2 separate regions of the Mus musculus genome follow, and region 2 is linked to region 1. The links are chromatin loops, found by intact Hi-C in ENCODE. Cell type or tissue: gastrocnemius. All regions are shown on one strand. Links, peaks and the distances in the headings refer to the core of each region. The heading gives the core; the rest is flanking DNA.

What was found. A loop is a pair of places that touch in the nucleus more often than their neighbours do. Peaks named below come from ENCODE experiments on the same cell type or tissue, not always from the same donor. Only the 100,000 strongest peaks of a DNase experiment are listed, where the experiment ranks them.
Region 2: it touches region 1 in a loop (2.6-fold over the local background); 4 of 42 quality-filtered maps call a loop at or near these places.

Annotation. Positions count from the first base shown.
Region 1 is chr9:36,893,017-36,897,409 of GRCm38, reverse strand. It overlaps Pknox2 (Pbx/knotted 1 homeobox 2), which reads left to right. Exons shown (of 13, transcript NM_001029838.2): 11 at 2,023-2,099; 12 at 2,912-3,090; 13 at 4,353-4,393. Among named protein-coding and RNA genes, the nearest start is that of Fez1, 62 kb to the right of the region's middle. In gastrocnemius, for the core only: a CTCF peak has its summit at 2,289 (motif pointing left); DNase peaks (open chromatin) are centred at 2,236 and 2,991; H3K27ac peaks cover 3,691 bases.
Region 2 is chr9:36,943,176-36,947,568 of GRCm38, reverse strand. The region is part of intron 5 of Pknox2 (Pbx/knotted 1 homeobox 2); the gene reads left to right. Among named protein-coding and RNA genes, the nearest start is that of Gm34652, 29 kb to the left of the region's middle. In gastrocnemius, for the core only: no CTCF peak of the experiment used is centred there; a DNase peak (open chromatin) is centred at 2,509; H3K4me3 peaks cover 491 bases; H3K27ac peaks cover 3,892 bases.

The sequences.
Region 1 (4,393 bases), core at 331-4,330:
TGCTATGTTATGGAATGAGAATGGGTCATCCATAGATATTGCTGTCTATGAGGGGTTGTGAACCAATCCTCCATAGATAACAGGGAAAGATTCTGGCAGCCATAGATAGGAAGGCTTAGCTCCTTCCTGTGACCCTTGTGAAGTAGGATGGGAATATCACCAGGATCCCTGCCTGTTCACCCTTACACGGCCTGACATTTCCCCTTGTGGCCTTCTTCCAATTAGCATGAAATTGGCTCTGGTAACTCTGGTGTTCATTCCTTCTTGTTAGACTCTTAATATTGCATGAATCACAGCATCAGATGCCCTGGTGTGGTGGTCAGGGTCAGAGGTGTGAATTAAAACAACACATGATCCTGATTGCTTTAGTCAAGGGACATGGAGGCCAGCTGAAGAGGCTGCTTTCCTTTGTCACTGCTAACGCCAGCACTTCAAAGGCTGCAATACTCCAACTGCTCCCTCTGTGAGCTTTAAACATCTTGCCCAAGTCACCCCATCCTCACCGTACAAACTCTTTGCAAGTATTTAATCATCACATAACTTAATAACGTCTTGTTAAATGCCATGCCTGAGGTCTCACAATAGAGCTAGTTTGGGAGCCCCAATCTCTGGGACTTTAAAGAGTCCAAGCATTTCTTGTCTACTAGCAACAGGAGCAGAAAGAAAGATCCTGGTCTGAGAATGCTGGATGGCTTGGCGCTCTATGCCCAAGACCTCCAGGTCTCCTTCTCTGTTTCTAGGATTAATCCATAGTCTCTTTAGACTCTCCCAATGCCTACTGCCTGTGAGGCACTTGTGCCAGAGCCTCAGAAAGCCCCAGAATTACATTAACTCAGTGTTGTCTGGCTCCACACTCAGTGGCCTCCAGACCCTCCTCCTTAGGTTCTCCCTTTCTTTTGTTTCTGATTCCAGGTAGGTTTTTTGTTTGTTTTATTTTTGTGATTTTTTTTTTTTGTGGTGGGGCGGGGGGAGGATATTGTTTTGAGAGTCTCTTGTAGGCCAGGCTGATCACTCTGCTTTCACCTCTGAAGTGTTGTGATTATAAGCATGAGCCACCACACCCAATCAGACTTTTCCTTTCTTTAATGTCACTCAGTTCAGCCATCTTCCTGTGGCTCTGGCCACTTCATATTCCCTTTCCATACATTTCTACGGTGCTCAGCGCCGAAACTTCAGCATCTCCAATTTTGCCTTTGTTTTCCTCTATCAGTGGTCATTTATGTGTAAAGATGGTGCAGACACATTCTTAAATGTGCACTGTGTCCTCATGAAGTGCGGTTCAAGAGAGGGAATAAATGTGTAATCAAGGCCAGACCAGAGTATGCAAGACCGTAGGAGATATCTGTACCACTCAGCCCTCCGCAAGGGAACGCAGAGCCATAGTCTGAAGAACCGAGGTGGTAGGACCATCTGAGTGACTGTCCTATAACTCACTCTATAGACCAGTGCTGGAGTTAAAAGTGTGTGTCACTACTGCCTGGCCCACCTCACAATGTTAATATGTTTGATTAAATGAAGTTAAATGTATGGAAGCGTTGCAAAGGATTAAAAGGTCCTATGGCAGTAGTGTACCACTGTATATATCTGGTCTCTCCAAATTCTTAGGAAAAATCTGGATACATAGTAGATATAAATAACAAGTAATTTAGATTGTATTAATTCATGCCCCTTCCCCATGTACTGCCTTTTGGGGGCTTTCAAGACCATTGTTGATCCTAGCTCTGAGAATGCCTGCCTTTCTGGGGAATCAAGTGAGAGTCAGGGGAAAGTGCCTTGCGATCAATACTGAACTGACTGTAAAAACCGCCCTGGTCCCCATTGTGTGGCACTGTGCTGGGGGAGTCGAAGGCACGTGGGAGCTTCTTGTGTACACTCCAGATGCATTGTCCTCAAGAGCAAACATTGCCCTTTTCCGGTTCCGGCTCCCCATTCCTGAGCTGTGTCCATGTGCTGGGTATGAACACCAGGACAATCTAGCCTCCATATGCCCACAATTCCTCATTAGCCATTCTCTCCTTTCAGCACCCCTATCCCACTGAAGATGAGAAGAGGCAGATTGCCGCGCAGACAAACCTCACCCTTCTGCAAGTAAACAACTGGTGAGTTGGCATCACCTGCCCACAGGCTCTCAGATCCAGGAGCACATGCTTGGCTAGGGAACTCTGAGCAGGGAGAGGAGAGAGAGTGCCCAGACCTGCCTCAGCCTCAGCTCCACTGCCAGGCCAGATACAAGGAGCTGGAGTCAGCCTGGCCTGGCCTTCAACTGCAGCTTCACAGCACCCTCTGCTGGGAAATTGGGTCAAGTACATCCATGGAAACCTAATGAGTTTAGGGGGAAAAACAAAACAAAACAATACCACTGCTAGAGAATCTGGGTTCACCAGCCTAGCAGAGACAGACCAGAGGGTCTTACATCAGATACCAAAGGCACATCCAATCCAGCAGTGGTTATCTGGTCTACCCAACTCCATGTATGCTGAAACCAAAACATTTTACAAAGTAAGCTAGGAATGAGGAGGGAGAGATGCCTTCCTGAACTGGCAGGGATGTAGGGTGTCCTTGTCTGCTTCTGGTCAGGATGGACGGAAGGTACTAGACCCTAAAGCTAGGCCCCTGTTATAAGTCCAAAAGTTGGTGACTGTGTCCACAGCCCTTCCCTTCTCTGTTCAGTTCTGGTGGATCTTGAGTAAGGATTTCTGACAGCTCCTCATGCATTCTTCCCAGAGTCTTTGATCACCAAACCTTGGGTAATTCACAAACTCCTCGGGCATAGGATTTCTTACCTGTAGACTAGTACCCCTGCCTACAGACATTTGCGGGGAGCAGCTTAAATGTCACATTTGCTCACCCCAACACTATCCATGCGGCCCAGATGGTGTCTAACCAGGTCTTCCCCATCACCCCTGGGCAGGTTCATCAATGCCAGGAGGCGCATCCTGCAGCCCATGCTTGATGCCAGCAACCCAGATCCTGCTCCCAAAGCCAAGAAAATCAAGTCTCAGCACCGGCCCACCCAAAGATTCTGGCCCAATTCCATTGCTGCTGGGGTTCTGCAACAGCAGGGTGGCACCCCAGGGACGAACCCTGATGGTAAGACCAGGCCTAAGGATGCCCTCGGTTGGGGTTGGTGGGGCTCCCGAAAAGCAAAGATTCAAGGGTGAATGTCTCCTTCCCCAGGGTCCTGTCATTACTTTCCACAGTGCTTGTACCAGGTTGTTTTGTTGTGTTTTGTTCTGTTTTGTTTTTAGAGAGAGAGAGCTTACTAAGAAGGGATGTTCTGTGCACATTTTTGGTTTGTTTTTGTTATTGCTATTATCTGTGATTTGTTTTGTTTGAGGCAGGATCTCATGTGGTCTGGCCTCATATGGCCAAGGCTATTCTTGTATTCTGATCCTTATGCTTCTGCTCTCTTAGTGCTAGGTTTCCAAGTATGAGCCACAACGCTCATCTCTCATGTAAGTTTTAACAAACTTAAAGCAAGCTCACAATGGAATGGGAGAGGGTGGTCCTTGGAGTCAGTGGTTGCTCAGCAAGAGCCCTTTTCTCCTTGCTCCTCATACTCCCAAGTTTCTGAGCACAGACACTATCTACTTAGCTCTCCAAGGGCAAGGCCATCTATAAATACCAAGGCAGGCAGCTGGCTTGTGAACAGAGGCCAAGGGAAGCTTTGTTCTTCCAGATTCTCTATCACACCCTCCATACTTGCTCTCCAACGTGCTGGTTTCATGGTAAACAATGGATAATTTAATCAGCGAGACATTTCTGAGGTTGGCCCCTGAAGATCGCTGTGTGGGCACTAGGGTGGAGACACCCGTGCACATGCATATCTGCATGCCTATGGCTGTACACAGGTTCCTCTGTGACGTGTTGCCATCTGTTGAGGTAGATTAGGAATAAATAGAGGTGGTGCTGGACAAGTCTGCAGAAAATCCCAGTGCTAGCAGTGGTGACACAGTATCTGGAACCCAAGACTTAGCAGAAGATGAAGATGAAGACAAGACTCAGTTTCCTCCACTTCAGAATTCCTTTCAGAGTTCCTGCTTTACAAAGTAGTTGGAAATTTTAACTAATTAATTAATTAAAAAGTGCTTTCTATACTTATATAGAGAATGCTGAATATGTAGTAGCCTGGAGTGTTGCTGCCTGGAATGGTGCAGAAGTTAAGCAATGGAGGGATAGAAAGCTTCATGCCGGTGGATTGTCTCACTCAGGGTTTGGTGCTCTTACACCTTTTTTGGTGACAAGGGCCCCACCATCCCACAAGCCAGCCCATCCACCCTGTCCATCACTAAGGTTGCTGGGCCCAAGCCACAGTCCTTGCCTCATCCTAACCTTTGTCCTCTCCCATGCAGGTTCCATCAACTTGGACAACCTGCAGTCCCTGTCCTCAGAC
Region 2 (4,393 bases), core at 180-4,179, 50 kb before region 1:
AAGTCAGTGTCCCTAGGATCAGGCTAGACAAGTGGCAGGGGTACTGTTGTGACTGTCCTCTGCAGCAGCTTCCTGGCCAGCACCCTGGGAACTGCCACTTCCTAACTATGCGTCACTGAGGGAATTTGTCCACCCTGTGACCAAAGAGTGTTCTGGCTACAAGTAAGTGACCCTAGGGCTTTACTCTTTGTCTTCACTGGCACTATACTTGGTCACTTACGGAATGTGTTGGGTAAGGTGGCCTGAGGATAGCATGAGAGAGATGGAGACATTCCAAGGAAGAATTGGGACCAGAGCTCTGGGCCAAGGCTTCTGAAGTATTAGATACAGGGAACAGATGTTCCAGGCTGTGTCCTTGGCAAGGCTTTGTGAACTAGAAACTTTAGTGACCATTGCATGCTCTCGGGAGCAGCTGGATCTGCTGGCATGGGAAGTAACATCTTAGCTAACGGCCGCCACCAAGGGTTCCAGCCTACTGGGGCCATTATCTGAGAAGTGATATCATACTCTTGTTTCTCTAGTTCCAAGGAGAGCACACTCTATCCCCTTGCCACTGGCATCTGAAGGCTCTCGGCTCAAGCTTAGCTTTTCCACAGGTTATTGGAAGGCCAGGGGATTGCAGCTACCTTGTTCTAGAGCAGTATGTATGCCCAGAGGTGGCAAATGCTGTGTTTCCACCAATCAGTCCTAGTCTAGGTAGAGCTGCATTGTCCAGAGACTGTGTTCACACCCCACCTGGTCATAACTTACTGATAAGAGATCCAGGAATCTAGAAGCCCAAAAACGTATCCTCACAAGGTTATGCACTGCTTGGTACACGGAGACCTCAATGACAAGAGTCTACAACTGAGATGCATACTCCATTGTCCCTCCTTACAAAGTCGTCAGTACTGGGTCTCCCTAGTAGTGCAGATGAGGTGAGTGGAGTGGGAGAAGAGCATCCTGGGGCTTTAGGACTTCTGTCTCCAAAGGCTTCTTACCAGTCAGCCAACCCAACCCACTCCTCCATTAACTAGCAGCACTCTGCATTTCTTAGACATTGGTTCATTTTCATAGTCATGTGGAAAGAACATAGACTAAGGCTTTGGGCTTCTAACTCTATCACTGGGCAAAATCACTGACCCTCTTTGGAAAGGGTTTTCTACCCTATAGAGTAGACATCCAAAGAGAAATGGAGAGAGAAAAAGAGAGAGTGTGCCTGGCACATCAAAAAACAACATCAACATGATATCTCAACAATGTGGATGAACCCTTGTTCCCACACAGAAATGTTGTTAGCAGATGTACTTCTAGACGCCTATCTGATAAAACAAAGATTTCCTGTCTTGGCAAAAGTCTTGATGATTTAGGATACTCGGGGTAGCTTGGCTTTTGACCCCAAGACTCGAGGACTGTGACAGAAAGAGGGGGACAAAGTGATTCAAATTAGCCAGTGAGATCGCTCTGCAGGTAAAGGGGCTTGCTGCCAAGCCTGATGACTTGAGTTTGATCTCCAGAACCCACATGGTAGAAAGAGAGAACAAAACCTCCAAGCTGTCCTTTTACCTCCCCATGTGCACCCACCCACCCACACACCTAAATAAATGAATGTAAAAAAAAAATCCAAAATTCCACATGGGAGAGATGGAAGAGTTCATTATTCGGAGTTTAGACATCCAAGTTTACGTTTCAAATCATTTGTTTGTTTGGTAAAATCATTCAACCAGCATATCAGGTTGCTATTTAGTCGAATTGGGTGTGTTAAGTGCACAGGGTAGATTGCAGTAAGTATTTTATAAGAGCGTCTTATAACCCAACAAGTGCCACCAAATACGTGTGGGTGAGGTTCAGTCCCTGCCAGTGACCAAGGCAAAGTGGATGGAGACCCCTTCTCCTCCCCTAACCCGGTAATCTGCTGCAGTGTGACCTGTTTGTGAACTGGCTGGATTTCAGGTGACCAGGATAAAAGCTTGGACTGCCTCTGCCTCTCCTTAGCTGCCTAATTTCAGGGAAAGCTGGTTCTTTCCTGTGCTTGTTACCACTGCTTTTCACCATGGGGCTGGGCAGGAGTCTCATGGGAGAGGTTTTTAGATTTTTGCTCTTGTAGACTAGACTTAGCATCCACATTGTTGAGATTACATATTGATTTTGTTTTTTGATGTGCCAGGCTCTCTCTCTGTCTCTCTCTCTTTCTCTTTGTCTCTCTCTCTTTCTGTTTCTCTTTCTCTGTCTGTCTCTGTCTGTCTTCCTGTCTCTCTCTTTCTCTCTTTCTCTGTGTGTGCGTGTATGTGTGTGTGTGTGTGTGTGTGTGTGTGTGTGTGCGTGCATGTACACAAATGTGCATATAGACAGAGGGATACAGAGAAGACTCTGACATGCCTGGGTCCCACACTCACTGTCCCACCCACCTGGAGGAAGAGAGTTAGGTTGCAGCCCAGGAACCCTAACAGATGCAGCTCCGATTTAGTAACAAGAAAAAGTCCTCTCCAAGGCAACCCAGGCGAGCATACCGCCCACTGGGCAAGACTAAAAATAATCCTGCTTGCTTTCAGCGTCACACCTGAAGTAAAAATACATCCAACCAGGGGCTTCTGGCTCTTCTCCCCACCCTGCTCCGCTCTCTCCATCTGGTGCTGTTGAAGTGGGGAGAAGGAGAGGCTGAACACGCACCTTTTTTCACACCCCACCCCAAGACCTTCCACCCCACCCACCCACATACTGCAGCAGAAGCGGGTCCTTTTACAGCAACCATGTCCACAAGCTGTCGGATAGCTAAATCTGACTCTAGCTTGCCCAGTAACGACAGATTCTAAGCCAGAAAGAACTTCAGGCTCTTGCCTCAGAAACCTCATTGCTGTAGTTACATGGCTTGCCTCATTTGAGCCTTCCCATTCATCAGTGGTCAGAGCTTTATTGATCCCCTGCTAGTACTCCTCTCGGTTTCTACATTCACTGGGAATTTAGAAAGTTATCAGGTCACAGACAGCAGTTGTTTAGTATGTTGTAAGGGAGATGGTTCTGTGTACAACAGCTGTGATTAGTAGGAAGAATTCAATGTCATAGGGAAATAAGGAATTTTTATTGATGGTAATAATAATAATAATAATAACTATTATTATTATTATTAAGGAGCGTTGGCTGGGCCTGGTGGCTCATGACTTTAACCCCAGCATTCAGGGGACTAAGACGTGAATATACTAGAGTTTGAGGCCTGAGCTACATCATAAGTTCAAAGTTAGCCTGGGACTCATAACAAAACCTTGTCTCAGTGACTCAGAAGTGACATAGAGAGCAGACAGCATGGCCAAGAAGCTATTGAAACGGCAATCAGAGGGACAGCAGAAAACACTGTGTCCCTGTGTCATGTGACTTGCTTATAGTTTTCCCTCACAAAACTAGAAAGGAGCCATTGGACATTGAGAGCATGATGTTGGGCTGGAGAGATGGCACAGTGGGGTAAAGTGTCTGACGCTCAAGCCCGAGAACCTGAGTTCAGCTGCTCAGAACCCATGTGAAAGTTGGTGTGTCCGTGCGTGACTGTAACACCAGCACTGGGCGAGGGTACAGTGACTGGCAGGTCTCTGAGCTTGCTGGCCAGCCATCCTAGCTGAAACAGTGAGTGCTAAGCTCAGCAAAAGACTGTGTGTCAAAAACAGAGGAAGTCCATCTCTGTCCTCCATGTGTGCATTCAAAAGAGGGAGGAAGGAAGAAAAGGAAGGAAGGAAGGAAGGAAGGAAGGAAGGAAGGAAGGAAGGAAGGAAGAAAGGAAGGAAGGAAGTTGGTTTTGCATTCTGAAAATAACAAGGCATCTCTCTCCCCTCTCTTTCTGAGTCTCTATTGAAATTAGTACATAGGCTCATTTTCCAGCCAAATGAGTCAGCAGACAGGGGAGACAAATGTATGGAAGTGGATGGTTTCATTGTTGCTTTGCATAAAGGAGTCTATATACCTTCAGGGGATGGGAGATATAAATGAGTATTAATTGATAGTTTACTGGGTGTCAAAGACTTTCTTCAATTCACTCTGTATAGGAGGAATTATCTCTGCTATATAAAAGTAGAAACCAAGGCTCAAGACATTCTATAACCTGCCCAAATATCATACCACTGTCTCCAAAGTCTGTATTTGTTCCAACTTCCCCTGCTTCCTACTGTGACGACTATGAAGGAGCTAGACAATCGATAGAGAAATTCATCGAGTGCTTTCACAGGAGAGACAGTGTGTGGAGTTGGGTTCTGCCAATCATTAGAAGCGCTAGGAGGAGTGCAGGAACAGGGAGCTTAGGTGCAAGAAGTCACTGGAGCCCAGTGAAGAGTCAAAGCCTGGAGCAGTGCCTTCTGGGATATCGTCTCTGTGATCCCAATGATCTCTGGCCTGGGATACTAGCAATAAAGTATCACAATGCCACCCCCTG